3 separate regions of the Homo sapiens genome follow, and all the other regions are linked to region 2. The links are chromatin loops, found by intact Hi-C in ENCODE. Cell type or tissue: PC-3. All regions are shown on one strand. Each heading gives the region's core, and the rest is flanking DNA. Links, peaks and the distances in the headings are about the cores only.

The links. A loop is a pair of places that touch in the nucleus more often than their neighbours do. Peaks named below come from ENCODE experiments on the same cell type or tissue, not always from the same donor. Only the 100,000 strongest peaks of a DNase experiment are listed, where the experiment ranks them.
Region 1: it touches region 2 in a loop (7-fold over the local background); 8 of 110 quality-filtered maps call a loop at or near these places.
Region 3: it touches region 2 in a loop (4-fold over the local background); 2 of 110 quality-filtered maps call a loop at or near these places.

Annotation. Positions count from the first base shown.
Region 1 is chr3:189,686,042-189,690,041 of GRCh38, reverse strand. The region is part of intron 1 of TP63 (tumor protein p63); the gene reads right to left. Among named protein-coding and RNA genes, the nearest start is that of TP63, 57 kb to the right of the region's middle. In PC-3, for the core only: a CTCF peak has its summit at 2,414 (motif pointing left); a DNase peak (open chromatin) is centred at 3,901; H3K4me3 peaks cover 282 bases; H3K27ac peaks cover 1,553 bases.
Region 2 is chr3:189,933,961-189,942,064 of GRCh38, reverse strand. No RefSeq gene overlaps it. Among named protein-coding and RNA genes, the nearest start is that of MIR944, 110 kb to the right of the region's middle. RefSeq lists enhancers at 3,616-4,815, 6,104-7,303. In PC-3, for the core only: no CTCF peak of the experiment used is centred there; DNase peaks (open chromatin) are centred at 4,264 and 5,654; H3K27ac peaks cover 2,892 bases.
Region 3 is chr3:189,323,287-189,327,286 of GRCh38, reverse strand. TPRG1 (tumor protein p63 regulated 1) reads right to left here. Exons shown (of 6, transcript NM_198485.4): 6 at 1,983-4,000. Among named protein-coding and RNA genes, the nearest start is that of TPRG1-AS2, 85 kb to the right of the region's middle. RefSeq lists an enhancer at 2,022-3,221. In PC-3, for the core only: no CTCF peak of the experiment used is centred there; a DNase peak (open chromatin) is centred at 2,436; H3K27ac peaks cover 2,348 bases.

The DNA of each region.
Region 1 (4,000 bases), core at 1-4,000, 250 kb after region 2:
TTGGGACCTTCAGTGTGGCAGGAGGAGCAGAGAGGTAGAGGGAAGGAGGCAAAGATATCCATTACCTTGGAGGTTAAAACCCCAAGGACTTTCCCTGTTAAGACACAATATATAAAAGTTCAAAAATCTGCCTCATTGTTCTCAATATTCACCCTCCTCTCCTGCCATTACCTGTCCTATAAAGTGACTAATGATATTTCAAGTGGACCATTCAGTATAAACACTACTTTAGCAAAGAGATGAACTGCTAGTTTCCCAACAAGTCAAGACAGAAACTCCTCTTATGTATGGCCTTAAGACAATTAAAAATATACATCATAACTGCCACAATGAGCAGTAATCTAGGACATAGACCAATGTTACCTATCCTTTTTTTGAGGCATGACCCTTTTGAATACCTAATACAATTTATATACTCAGAAAAATGAACATATTTGCACACAATTTTGGCACACTCCCAATACACGATTCAAGAAATCCCCAGTAGCTCAACAATGGACCCCAAATTCTTTAGGTGAAGAATTTTTGTTGTAGAACAAATTCTACAACTAAGTATGTGTATTGCCTTATACATGTGAAATGAACCTCAGGGTCTCAGTTTCTCCACCTATAAGAAGGTAGATTTGGGCTGGGCATGGTGGCTCACATCTGTAATTCTAGCACTTTGGGAGGCCAAGGTAGGCAGATCACCAGAGGTCAGGAGTTTGAGACTAGCCTGACCAACATGATGCAACCCCATCTCTACTAAAAATACAAAAATTAGCTGGGCAGTGTGGCACGTGCCTGTAATCCCAGCTACTCAGGAGGCTGAGGCAGGAGAATCGCTTGAACCTGGGAAACGGAGGTTGCAGTGAACCAGTTCATGCCATTGCACTCCAGCCTGGGCGACAGAGTGAGACTCCGTCTCAAAAAAAAAAAAAAAAAAAAAAAAAAAAAAGAAAAAGGTAGATTTGAATGCTGGCCACTCTGTCATTCTATGTGTTGATGAAATTAGAAGAGTATGGTGGAAGATATTCCAGGAGTCCCAAAATCCCATCTGTCACTGCTTCATGTTGTGAATCAAGCAGTTTACTTCCCCTCTCTGGGACTTAGTCGCTGCCATTGTAAAGTGAGGAATGAATACAAGATGACCTGTAAATCATCTTGTGGGTCTAGTGTTTTGAGATTCTTAATTCAGGAAAGAATAAGGTGGTACAGGAAACAGCTTTAACTCCCTAATAAGCATGTGGAGATAGATTCACCTGCTATAAACAAAAATCCTGCCAGGACCTCTTCAGCAACCATTTACATAAACAACAACGTATTTGCTTTTGGCTAGGTCCTAGAGTGTGACTGGTGAAGCCAGATACTGTCACAGTGGATATCAGGTTTTTTATCAGCTCCCTTACCAATCTTTCTGGCCATAAACCCCTGCAGCATTGACCCCTATCAGTAGCCACATCTTTACTAGCAAAAGGGTACAGTGATAAGAACTCAGGTGGATTTTGAGAGACGATAGGTCAGGAAGTAGCCTCAGAGCCAGAGGAGATGAAACAGCTGTTTCTAGGACACAGAGGTATTGTAGTGAATAAGCTCAGTGTCAGAAGTGTGTGTGAACTGCATCCTCTTCAGCAACCAACTGTCTGTTTATAATCAAGGAGCTTTCCCCAGGCACTAAAGAAGGGTATAAATCTTTCTTATCTTAGGAAGGATTATATCCTGTACTCATATTCACTGCTAACATTTCTGAATTTGTAAGACCTAGAAATGTGGAGACTTTAGTTAAATTGTATTTCACCTGGACATCTCGAGTTATTCATTTCTAAAATGGAGGAAGACAATATTATCTCTAAGGCATTTTATAACTTGAAGATTTTAATTTTAGTGCATTTTCCTCAGAACCAATTTCTTTAAACTCAATCCCCCAACCCCAAAATCCTTTGAAGGAGCCAAGTATTGAAGCTTATTTCTGGGCTTTTTAATATAACCATTGCTTCACTTCTCCTCTAACAGAATTACAAAGCTGTAATAGATGAGCAAGTTGCTAGCTGTTTTTTTTTTTTCTTTCAGATCACATTACTTTGAGAGCTTCTTTGAAATGAAAGGGAAATAAAGAGCCATAACATAGTCTAGTCTTGACAGATGTCCTTCCAAAGGATCTCCAACTGTTTGCTTCACAGTTTTTATGTTCATTCTGTTATTTAACAGGTATTATTGGACACCTGCTACATTTCAGGGAACTGTAAATAAGACATTATTTCTTCTCTCAAGATGTTTATGGTAGAAGAGAAGACAGTGAGGGTAACGATACAATACTCATGGTTCCTCTACCATTGTACATTAGAATTAGAAGTCACTTTAAAGGGCACATTGTCCAGTCGCCCATTTGAAGCTTGATATTTCCCTCTAGTGGCCCTACTACGTGGTTGTCTTGCTATTCTTTAAGTAACCTAGATAATTCGGAGTCTCACTGTTTTTTGTAGCAGCCCACTTCATTTTTATTTGCAATTCTATATTCCCTTGAAATTACAAAAGGAGACTACAAACTAGGTTCCCCTTTTACAAAGGAGGTAAGACTTCAACTGAGGCAGGGCTGTAAAGTTATCAAGCTCAAGTAACAGGCAAGCATCAAAGATAAAATAATGCTGATTTCTGACACAAATGTGGAATCATTCAAACTAGGCAAGTGTTTTTCCATTTCTTGTCTTGGTTTTCCCATCTCTAAAATGATGGGATTGGATTGTATTAAAAGAAAACTTTGCATTTATGTGAAAACTCACCTAGAAAATAGCAAAACTATGTACCGTTTCATCATAACTGAGTCAAATCAAGTGGAGCTGATTTGACCATGGACTTGAATGATCTGGGTACTCCAGACTCTATTGAACCTAACTGAAGACAATGGAGCTCATTTTGCCCAACTGTGTACAGATCTGTAGACCACTTCTCCCTTATCTAGAGTGCTAATTTTCAATCCTTCATTCACCCAACCACCAAGGACCTCCTCTTCCTAGCATTAAAAACCCTGACCCTTGGCCAGGCGCGGTGGCTCACACCTGTAATCCCAGTACTTGGGGAGGCTGAGACAGGTAGATCACAAGGTCAGGAGTTCAAGACCAGCCTGACCAATATGGAGAAACCCCGTCTCTACTAAAAATACAAAAATTAGCTGGGCGTGGTGGCAGGTGCCTGTCATCCCAGCTACTCGGGAGGCTGAGGCAGGAGAATCGCTTGAACCTGGGTGGCAGAGGTTGCAGTGAGCTGAGATTGTGCCACTGCACTCCAGCATGGCTGACAGAGTAAGACTCTGTCTCAAAAAAAAAAAAAAAAACCCTGCCCCTGCCCCCCACCCCCTGAGTAAAGTTCTCAGTGAATTATTTTACTGGTGGTATGTTCCCTTATCTGGCAAGTTTGTAAACTTTGCTATCATTTTTTTAAGCTCTTGGGCATTATTTATTTATTTATTTATTTATTCTTTTTCCACTGGGTAGACTCTAAGTTCCTGTCTCTTTCCAGTAGTTCATGAAATTATGTTTCTAAGAAAGCCTCAGTCAACAGCCACCTACCATTCACTTTTTGAAAGCCAAGATATGAGGGTCCATGATCCCCAAAAACTGGAGACATCCTGTGATGCCACATCTTAGTTTCTTTGAATTGCTGGCATTACCACCCTGCCTGGGAGAGAGCTCTGTTTCCAGCCATTCTTGTTTAAGACACTTCTTACTCACTCACTGTCTTCTATTGCCAGCTTCAGTATGAAGGAGGAGAAACTGCAAAGACAGAATCTAAAATATAAGTTTTGTCTCATAAAAAGAAAACAGGTAAAAGTTCAAGGGACAAACTCAAAAATTAGTGATCAGGATGGAGGCCTGAACCTGGACACCAAGAGTACACATTCCTCTGTGCTTTCCTTTCCCTCCGGAAATGACGAGTCACAGCTCTGCACTCTCTTCTTCTTTACTTTCTGCCACATAATCAAACAATTTGGAGAACTTTGAGCCAAACTCCTCATTTTACAAGA
Region 2 (8,104 bases), core at 2,253-6,252:
CCACCACTGTAATCATGACACAGAACTTTCCTCCTCCCACCCACCCCGCTGCCCTTTGTGTCATTCCCTCCTGACTCATTCCTGGGCAATCACTGGTTTGCTCTCCACCCCTACAGTTTGTCTAGACACATTTTTAACAAATAAAAAAGCAAGGCTCAGAAAGTTTAAGTAACTTGCCCAAGGTAAGCAGCTAATAGGTGATTAGATTTAGCCTTTGAACCCAGCACTTCTGATTCCCTGTAAAGGCTGGAAAACATGAGTGTGGAGCCAAGGAAAACAGCTGTCACATTCTCTTGTCTACCTCCCACCTTCCATAGAGAGGCCTTTGTTCTTAGTGTTCTATTAGAGGCAAGGCAAACACGGCCTCATTACCAAAGGCAAAATCTGATAAAGTTCCACCTCTGATCATCCACTAAGTGCTGAGGGAAGACTCTGTTCCTACCTAGCAGAATAATCTGAAAACCATTATGATCTGCAGCCTGTTTAGCTGACTATGGTGTAAGGCATTGGTCTTTTTCCAGTTCCCTCACTTATCTCCAAGAAAAGAGGGCTCTGAAAGGAGGTCACTGCTAAACATCTAGCCTCCCAATTCACCAGCTTCCCCACTAAGGCCCGGGGGCCCTTTGCTAGACATAGGTAAGACCACAGGTGGGCCTTGCTTGCACAAAGTGGATGCTGCTGCTAATTGGGTTGATGTAATTAACTGTCATTGTTGTTCACCCGGGAAGACAGCCATAGTCTCAGCACGAGCAGCCTATCTGGGCCAGCCTGTGGCAGCAAGCACAAATCTTATTGGAGCTCCAAAAGCAAACAGGTTTAGAGGCAGCTTCAAAGGTGAAGAGCTGGGCTGCCGCTGGGAGAAGGCCATTTCCCTGGGAGGCGTTGGCTTTGTAGGCCATGAGGGATAGAGAAATCATTTTATCTTCATCCTGCTTTTAATCAGGATGGCAGGATATTGGTGCCACTTTTGTTTAAAGATAATCTTTCTCTTTCCTAAATTAAAAAAAAACAAAACAACTTGTTTGAGGCTGAAGGAAAATAAGTGAGCTGAGATCTGCCCTAACAGAGGGAGAAAATAGCTATAGGCCTCCTCTTTCTACACTGGGCCCCACCACAGCTCCTTCTCCCCACCATCCTGAGACCCCAACTCTCTTTCTTCCCTAAGAAGATACCTTGAAAAATTATTTGCAATTCATGAAGGCTGAATCGCTCCCCATCCCCAGCCTTTAGGCTCACAGCCTTTGCTACAAAATGCCATCTAGCTGTACCCAGTTAAGTTAGATCTACCTGTGAGGGTTTCTCGGATCAGTAGCCCAGACATGTTAGGTGGGGGAGTCTCCAGAATTTGCATTCTGCATTCTCTGTAATAGACCAAACCCAAGACTCTAACACAAAACTAGGAACAGCAAATAGTGAAAGACATTTCACAGGCTATGGAAACCTCAATACTGTCCTGGTTAATAACTAGCTGTGGGATTTTGGGTGAGTTGTTTGTGTTCTGAACATCATCTTCCTCCTCTGTGCAATGGAAGAAATAATACCTATTTTTACTGGGTTGTAGAAAGAATAATGCATGTAAAGCGGCATACAGAACACATCAATAATAGTAATTATGATCATCCCATCATCACCATCACCATTTACTCAACAGAGTTTTGTTCAGACAACAATGTTTGGATATTTCTGCAAATTATATACCTAAGTTGTTCTCTGCCTTTTGCTGCCAATCCACAATATGATACAAGACAAGGAATGCTCCAGCCAATGTCCTGGATAGAACATTTGCCCTGAGAGCTTCTTCGTTTCTACCTTAGACTGGGTTACACACTAAGAAGTATATAGAAGGGTCCTCTCTCTCCCAGAGAGAGCCCAGAGCTCAGAGCCCAGGAGTAAGTGAATGCCACTAGCCCTTGCCTTTTTCTTCCACAGCCTACCTGGTCTCTTTGAACCCACAGAAACAAAATTCTCTCCTAAATAGCGGGCAATTTATGGTAAGAAAATCTCAAGAAACCACAGGCCAGCAAGGCAAAAATGAAAACCCAGATATCCTTTATTCTTGTTCTTCTCCAACTAGCTTTCCCAGTCTGGAGAGGTATGCCCTAAAGGTGGAGCCATTCCTTTGACTCAGGGTGGACATTTTTTCATCTCCTCCAATCTTTGCCTGTTTTAGGTAGAGTTCTCTTGTTGTGATGTCTGGGCATCAGAGGAGAGGGTATGAGGCCCACAGAACAGGTGTGTTCAAATCATTAAATGGGAGATAATTTGAACGCAGAAAACTACCTCTTTTTTTTTTTTTTTTTTTTTTTTTTGAGACAGAGTCTTACTCTGTTGCACAGGCTGGAGTGCAGAGGTGTGATCTTAGCTCACTGCAACTTCCGCCTCCCGGGTTCAAGCAATTCTCTTGTCTCCACCTCCCAAGTAGCTGGAATTACAGGCATACACCACCATGCCCAGCTAATTTTTGTATTTTTAGTAGAGACAGGGTTTCATGATATTGGCCAGGCTGGTCTTGAACTCCTGACCTCAGGTGATCCACCTGCCTTGGCCTCCCAAAATGCTGGGATTACAGGTGTGAGCCACCACGCCGGGCCAACTACCTTTTATACTACAGCTAACTACTAGTGTAGGATGGTTGATGTGATGATTCCCTTGTTGCCTAGTTTTGTGGATTTAAATGATAGAAGAGCTGCTCATCTTACAGTCATTTAAGCTACCTCATCCCTTTCCTTTCTTAGACCTTGGCAACCTGAAAATATGGGCATAAAAAAAAGGATGGGGATCAGGTAAATAATTAATTCCTGCGGCTGGGCACAGTGGCTCATGCCTGTAATCCTAGCACTTTGGGAGGCTGAGGTGGGTGGATCACCTGAGGTTGGGAGTTCGAGACCAACCTGACAAACATGGAGAAACCCCGTCTCTACTAAAAATAAAAAATTAGCCGGAGGTGGTGGTGCATGCCTATAATCCCAGCTACTTGGAGGCTGAGGCAGGAGAATCACTTGAACCTGGGAGACAGAAGTTGTGGTGAGCCGAGATTGTGCCATTGCACTCCAGCCTGGGCAACAAGAGCGAAACTCCATCTCAAAAAAAAAATATATATTAATTTGTAAGACAGTCCCTTGATACATAGAAATCCTGGCAGTAGCTCTGAAGTTAAAGGGTGTATTTTGGTGTCTTTGTCTACTGCATGTAGACTAACTTCTTATCACATTAATTCTTGGTATTTAAGGTTTAACCTTCAACTTAGGGCATTGAGCTTCTATTGACATTGCCTTCAAATTTCCTGCCCTTCTGTAGGGGCAAAAATTAAGGACTAAGAGAAATTTTAAGATCTACTCAAGATCACACATGAAGTCATCAGAACTCCTGATTCTCTCTCCATTCCTGAACTACTCTTCCAGCCGTCTTGCTATCTCAGATCCTCCTCCATAAATAAACATTTTAATTGTCACTTTTTTACTATATTAGGAACTATGTTATCTAATAAAAATAGAAAAGAGAAACACAAAAATATTAATACTAGTTATATCTAGATGATGGCATTAAATGTCAATTTTTTTGTTTTTCTTCCCATATTTTCCAATCTTTAACACTGAACCATTTATTAATTTTATCCTAGATATATGTATGTGTGTGTGTGTGTCTGTGTGTGTGTATACACAATTTATTTCATAAGGCTGCATACAGTGGTATACAAAAGTCCTTTAAATAGTCAAAAGACATAACCCATCTGAGTATTATTGCTACTCAGTTATTATTCAATCTCTTGACCACTCTGCAAACTGTTAGGCTTTCTCTCAAGCTTTTTCTGGAGAGCAACCCTAAACAAAGGTGTTAGGTTCAAGGATACTCAGAGATGCAGTCTGCCCTCTTCTAGCCATTTAAAGACAAAGTCACCTCAGCCCGTGCTTTCCTGTCACCAATGCGAAATGTAGCCAGTAGCACAGTCGTAGAATCACATCACACTCAATTTCGTGCTCTTGAGGTCAAGGCCCAGCAGAATGAAAGGAACTGGCAGGTGAGAGAACCTTGGGTGGAGAATAGAGCACTGAGTCATTAAATTCTCACCAGATGTTAACTGGAAGGCTTCGGCCCACCCAGTAGCCTTAGGCAAAGTCTCTTGGCCATTGTTTTCCCATCTGTAGGCTCTAATGCTGACCAACCATCCCCTCTGGCACCTTATAAGGGAAAGCTAATTAGAAAACTCATCTTGCAAGAATGCTGCAGAGAGACCTTTCACACATGGAGTGGAACCACAGTGCCTTGAGGTACTGTGACTCAGTGGTGTATCTGACTTCCAACACCCAGGCCTGATCATTCTCCAGCCAAAAGGAGGGTGACCTATCCAGCAAAAGCCAGGCAAATTCCCACGGGGCCAGTCACAAGGATAGGGCACGGGAGTGGCAGGTCCTCACAGTGCCCTAGAAAGCACTAATTACACCCATAGTCTCAGGAAGAGAAGGGAAGAGGTCAGCCAACTCATTTGCTCATTTGTTTATTTTATTAGTACCTATCGTCTGCCCCTAAATATATTATTCCCTCCTCATGTACCAAGGATTGCATTATTTGCATGGGGAAAACAAAGATGAATCAGATAGCTCTGGCCCTCAGGTCTACTTAGAGGGAAAGATAAACCTTAAAATATTAAACACCTTGTAATCACTGCGAATGAAGGCATATACATGGAATGGAATAACATGGAATGACAAAGTCAGGTGTAGCTTAACTTGAGAGGGAAAGTGAAGGTTTACATGAGAATTAAATTAATTGTTAAGTGTAGAAAAATGAATAGGAGTTTGCCAGGCAGTGAAAAGCATGACAGCTAAGGGGATACATGTATATAAGTAAGTAAATAGGAACAGAAAAGATAGAATAAACAATCCAAGTGTTTAAAGTTCATTTCGTGCTCTAAACATTCCATAGATCTCAGCCATGTCATTCTCTAAAATTGTAATAAAAATTTTACCTCTGTTCACAGTAAAATTCTTATTTCCCAAGTAGTAGAGCACATTACAAGAGAGAGAACGGGAAAAAAGAGTTGAATAATCTAAGGCCTCCTTAACAAAACAAAACAACAAAACAAAACAAAACAACAAAACAAACAAAAAACAAACAAACCAAAAAGGTGCCGTGTCTTTTCTCCCAAGGTTCCAGGATGCTTTATCTTAGAAACAGTCAGAGGCCCTGCCCAAGCTGGCTCTGGGTTGTTCTTCTACTCCATCTGCCAACTTAATTATTTGATACACTTTTTCACTAGGATGGCTGGGAACCACCCAATAGCCATCTGTGTGTATGTGTGTCTTTTAAGGTTGCTATCCCTCATGTTTTATCTTCTGTTTTTATTTTTCTTATTTCCCAACTTCCCCTAGCCTTGGGTGTGTTCCTGTTTGGCCTCTGTGGGAGACACTCACGTGTCTCTCACTACCTTGTCAGTCTTGCTTTTTCCCCAATAATTTTCACCATTTCTCTCACCTCCTGAGACGAACCACTACAAGCAAAGCTGTGATATCTTTGCTCATTCCCTTTGCTTTGCTCTTATTTCTTCAGCTTAACATGACAAGGAAATAAAGTGCAGCCACAACGGCTGAGATGAAAAGGAGTTACATATTTTGGAGACAAGAGTGCCCTTCTTTTCCCTGGAGGCAAATGTGAGCACAGTGGTAGAGTCATCATCTTAACACATTGTTCTGTGCCCGGATCTTGTGTCATGTATAATGCAATAGATAGATTGTGCGGGCCTTGAAGTCAAACTCCTAAATGATTATGTAATATCATTCCACAGAGAAAGTAGAATCTCCTCAGGAGACTTATAAATATCAAGGTAGACATAGAAAGACCAGCAATGCCTTTGCAGAACATTCTTCTCTAGTATTTTGGTGCCTTTCTTCAGGAGCACAGATTTTGATGCATAGTCCATGGGCACAAACTTCAGCTTCTGTCCTGAGACTAGAAACGATCCACATGCACACTATTTTACTATTTTAAATTAACATAAATATGCCTTTGCCTGCAATTCCTTTCTTTTATTCTCAATGACACTACTGAGACATGAAGCCAGCTGGGCTTCTGGGTGGGGTGGGGACTTGGAGAACTTTTCTGTCTAGCTAAAGGTTTGTAAATGTACCAATCAGGGCTCTGTGTCTAGCTAATTGGGTAGGGGACTTGGAGAACATTTCTGTCTACCTAAAGGATTGTAAATGCACCAATCAGCGCTCTGTGTCTAGCTAAAGGTTTGTAAATGCACCAATCAGCACTCTGTCAAAATGGACCAATCAGCACTCTGTAAAATGGACCAATCAGCAGGATGTGGGTGGGGCCAAATAAGGGAATAAAAGCTGGCCACCAGAGCCAGCAGTGGCAACCCACTGGGGTCCCATTCTGCGCTGTGGAAGCTGTGTTCTTTCGCTCTTCACAGTAAATCTTGCTGCTGGTTTCTCTTTGGGTCTGCACTACCTTTATGAGCTGTAACATTCAATGTGAAGGTCTGCGGTGTCACTCGTGAAGTCAGCAAGACCATGAACCCACTGGGAGCAATGAACAACTCCGGCTGGACCACCTTTAAGAGCTGTAACACTCACTGTGAAGGTCTGTGGCTTCACTCCTGATGTCAGCAAGACCATGAACCCACCAGAACGGAGAAACTCTGGACACATCTGAACATCTGAAGGAACAAACTCCGGACACACCATCTTTAAGACCTGTATCACTCACCGCGAGGGTCCACAGCTTCACTCTTGAGGTCAGTGAGACCAAGAACCCACCGGAAGGAACCAATTCTGGATACACTACTACATCCATCCTTCTGGCAACATCACTTGAATAACATCATCCTTCTCTTTAAAAATCTTCGTTAGGTTCCCTCTGCATGCTATAGAGCCATCCGACTTAAAGTTTGTAGGCGTTCATCTAACTCTCCAACTTTATGTCTTAGTAGTCCCAGCCACATGTCCAATGCATATAGATTCAATGAAGTGCCTAAGGATCCAGGACACATGCACACCCAGCTGCTCACTGGAGACTGACTCATCTGTCCCTTTCTGCGTGGATTGCATTTCTTCTGAATCTCCAAAGAAGAACAGAAAACAAAACAAAATGGGGCTGTAATGTATGGATGACATTCCTTGGCTCTCCCCCATCCACTGTAACCATTCCACCTTTCAATATAATGCTAGTAACATTTTATCTGCATTTCTCATTTGAGTTCTAGCAACTTATCTCTGTCAATACCATTAAATTTTTCCCTTGTGAGTACAAAAGCAACTTGAGAGCAAGGATTTTGTCTGTCTGTTTTGTTCAATGGTGTATCCCAAGCACCCAGAATAGGGTTTGGAAGGTACTACATGCTCTATAAATAATTATTGAATCAATTAAATTAAATTTCATTAAATACCTATTGATCACCTATACTATGCTAGATATTGTGTTAGAGTTACTTATGTGCATATCTTATCTTTCCTAATTGACTGTGTGTTTCTCAAAGGCATAGAGAACATGGTTTATTCATCTCGAATGTACTTACCACAAGGCCTGCCTGGCACATGCTAAGAAGTTGGTAAACATTTGTTAAATAAATGACATAATGAATGAAGACATATCTTTATAGATAACAAACCTCACCCAATATCCTTTTATTTTGTAAAGAATTACTTTCTTTCTGCCTCTATTCTTCAGATTCCTATGACAAGGTTCTGCATTGCACTTGAATAGAAAAATCAGTAATACACATTTGTCCTGCCTTTGTTACTGCCAACATTTTCTACCAGTGCTTTACTCATACTCTGAGTATCCATTTCATTGCTTACTATGGGGTTCAATAAGTGTTAGTGGTGAAGGGGAGTGATCAGGGAAGAAAGAATTAAATTGATTAAAGAAGTCAAGAAAAAATAAAAATGCCATATCCACCAGCCTCACAAACTTTATTTATAACCCCTTTGTTTGCATAATAGATATATTTCCAACTATAATTTGTGCTATTTGAATACCTTGAATATCTACTGAAAATTTGCCTTGCAGTATAGAGAATTAGCTTTCAAACGGAGGATCTTGTTGTTTGGCCAATTTTTACATTGACTGTGGTTCCAACTTTAGAGTAGATCTCATAATT
Region 3 (4,000 bases), core at 1-4,000, 610 kb after region 2:
ATTTATCCTCATTTTGCATTGTTTCTAAACTTATAAACAGATTTGACTCCTAAAAAGTAAGTGAACAAGTGTGATTCATGAGAGAGTAAAATAAATTCCAAAATAATTGTAAGGCTTTGCCAACTTATATCTATAGAGGAAGAACATGTATGGGCACTGATTCCAAGGTTATCAGATCAGAAGCATAATGTTGGAACATGAAGAATTTATTGATTAGAGTGGACCAGGCCAGGATTCTTGATCCAATGTATTTGGGACACTAAGAGTGGCTCTAATAGTTTGCTTTGTTAACTCAATTATCAACCTAAAGAAAGTATACATTAATGAACTTGAAATGCCAGAGGAAGGCTTCTAAAGGTTTGGGGAGCTCAGGATGCAAAAGTGGTTTTATTGTGTACAACCTTTTCACTTAGCCTCTATGTCCCCTAGGAAGTTCCAAAGACGCTTTCAACCCCAAGACCAGAAACACATTTCTGAAGGAAATCCTACTATTCTTGAATAGTTCCATGGTGGCCATTCTCTGCGGGCAAGCATGACAGTGGAAACTGCTGCCATTAAATTGAGATCCCTAAGTTCAATCAGGATGGGGGTTTCCTGGAGTGGCAGGTGCTGACTCAAGTCGGACTTCAAATCACTTCTGTTTCCACAGGTTAAATAAGACTTAAGTAGGCTGTCCATCTATTTTTGTTCTAGGGACGCCATGATCAACTAACTAATTCCAAAGAACTCCGTGGATCAAACCATCTGTTTACTGCTTTGGCTCTGCTGTCCATCACGATAATTATGCCCACCTTGTCCTCTAGACTGAAGACAGAAAAAAACTCATTTAAAAACACTGGTGGTTGCCAGATGCTAGAGAAGAGTAAATTTAACAGTGACTTAGGCAAAATTATATGGTAAAGTGTTAAACAAATAATTTAGAAAATAAATTTAAAAGTTAGAAAAGAAAACAGTAATTACTCAGAACTAACACAATTTCAGTAAAAGTAATCTATGCTAAAGTGGTCTCATTTGTGCTTTCAATGAATTTACCCAATCAGGAAAGGAGTTATATATTATATTATAGTATGAAGTTATTCATACATTTCATGTGAACAAACAGTGTGATAGAAGAAACCTGGATTTTATTAATAACAGTATAGTGGCAAATAAAGAACAACTCCATTCTAATTTGCACTGATTAATCTATATATGAACTGCCAAGACAAGTGTTGAATATAATATTTTAAAAGAAGTGTTTACCAAACAGAATAGTCTACAAAGAAGAGACAAGCTCGATAAGGACTCTGGATAATGCATCATATTTAAAAATGATTGTGCTCACTGGAGTTTTGTCTCTAAATACAAAAATAAAACTACTGTCACTACCTTTTAGGAGAGCACCTGCCTTTATAGAAAGTGTGAATATGTGAACTAGGAAATTAATTTATTTGGGATACCTTCAAAGGAATATCTAGCATCAAATCTATACATTTCCAAGGAGAGAGGTTTGGGTGCAATGTCCAGAAAAACCTTCTACTTGTTGCTGTTGCTCAGTAGTGGAATTAACTGCTTTAGAAAGCAAGGAGTTCTGGGCTCTTGGAATGTTCACACAGAAGCTGATTTTCCATCTGCTGTGCATGCTCTGGTTGAGGGCATTCCTGCAACCTCAACCAAAGGAGGCTAAACTACATGACCTTTAAGATCCTTTCTAATCTCAGATTCCGTGAAGAGTGCTCAGACAATATTAAAAAAGGAAAAGGAATTTCTGAGATGCATGGGGTAAGCATTATGGGCAGGACACGACAGACAAGTTGGTGGTTCAGAACACTTGATCTCAACGCATCCACAATATATCATGATCTGTCATATCTACCTTAAAAACGTAGGAGTTAATTAAACTGGGCTTGCAAATTCCATTTGGCTTCACTGAAAAGGGGACTGAGATATTTACTAAGAGCTTTTTAAAATCGAATATAAAATAGCACACGAGATACAAGGTCTAGGTTGAGAAGCAGTCTCATGACTTTATTCCTTATATTTCACATTGGCAGCAGGCCTGCAATGAAATATGGCTCATTTTTTTTGGTCTTGGGCTTTGAGGCTAAAGAGAGGGTTTAGCAGAGGATATCATAATTCCTTTTTGTGGATACAGAAGAACCCTAAGCAGTTGCCAAAATCAGGTAGAATAAGACAAGTATTGGTCCACTCTCAGTAACTCCAAGGCCTCAGAGTTTTTCCTTAGCTTCTGGGGAACTGGTATCTACAAGGAAATCAAGAGGCCTAGTCCCCTAACTGCTTTCGGAGCACGTTGTGGGAGGTGCAGACCAAAGGTGAGTTTACACATCAGTGACTAAAGTTTCCTGCCACTAAGCATAAGAAGTCACTCATGAGCAGCGTCCCTAAACCACAGCTACAGGATGTGGGCACAAGCCCTTGTATAATTGTTGGCCAAGAGCCAATGAGCATTCATCCCTGTGCAAATACCTTGGCTTTTTTATGTTGTTGTTAACCTTTGAAAACCACAGGCATTAGTCTCTCTCTTTCTTCCCCTTGGCACAAGTCATCTTCTTTTCTCCAACTTGGTCTCTTGTGTGTAAAGAATTTCTGAGGAGCTTTTAAGCCTAAATTTAATACCTTTGCCCTCCCCCTCTCCTGCCCCACAAAATGCCAGCAGAGGTGAAGCTGCCTTACAAAATATCTGCTGGCTCTGCCAGCTTCCGCAGCTTTGTTTGGGCTTTTTTTATCAGATAGGAAATCGGAGAGCTCTATAAGTGTCCTTAGCCTTTAAGAAAATGATGGCAATTTCTGGAAATTCTTCCCAAACGACTGTGCCCTATTGTTTTCTCATTTCAAAATTATCTCAACAACTACGATACATCAATTCAGATGGCATGTCTTTCCCATGGAATACAGATATTATATTGGAAAGAGCAGTGGGCTAGGGATAGAAATTGGAAAATGTAGTCTAATCTCAGTATTTCCAAAAGTTCACCATCTTCTTTTTGAGAAATGTCTTTCTAGTTTCTAGGCCTTTGCTTCATTTTCTGTGAAATAAAAGCACTGAATTGACATGGTTTTTCTGCCTTCTTATCCCCAGAACTCTACAAACTGGCTTCCTAAGAAGGTTTAAACAAAGGCTGAATAAAAAATGGACCTCAAGGCAAATGATTCAGAAGTGCCAACTTATAAGTGAGCTTCTCTTTTCTGCCTTAGATGACCTTAAGATGACCAAAGGTCAGGCCTCCAAACAGGCCCAATTGACCACCGAGGAGTGAGTCCTGGTGATTGTTTAAAAGTCCTCCTGTTGTGTTAAAACATCTATCTGCTTTGAACTTTCTCACCCTCAGAACTGCCTACGATGTATCAGAAGATAGTGAGGCATTTGTCAGTGGAGCTGTTCAAGCAGTTTCTGAAATAAAGCTTATCAGAGATTTTTCAAGTGGAAATTCCTGAATGAGATAAAGACCGAATAATGAAGACCTCCAACCATGACATTTTGGTTATGAAATGCTTTGTACTCTACTTAATGTATCTTGCGTCTACTCCTATTATCAATCAAACTCATCATGCCATTTGCTAAACTGTAGTGGTAAGTTCAAATGATAGTCTGATAAAAACTCCAAGTGTACACATAGGTCCCCTGGGTTGTGGCTCCCTGTTGAGCTTAAGGACAAAGATCCCAAGTAAGAACACCAAGTGTAAAATGAGAAAACCATAATCAGTAGGTCGATGGTAATGAAGAAACAATTTCTGGAGGAAATGTAGTTCCCTTGGATGTTTTCCCACCTTCTGCTGCAAAAGTCACATCACTCTCTAGGCAAATACTCAAAACTTTCTGTTTAATAAAAGAATTTAACCTCATTTCATTGAATCCTCACAAGATCTTTATGAAATAAGCAAAAGTAATATAATTGTCTCCATTTCGCAGAAGAGGAAATTAAACCTTAGGAAAGGTAAGGAAATTTTTCAGGGTCTCCCATGATTGATCCAACTCTTTCCTAAGAAAAAAATGGGTCTA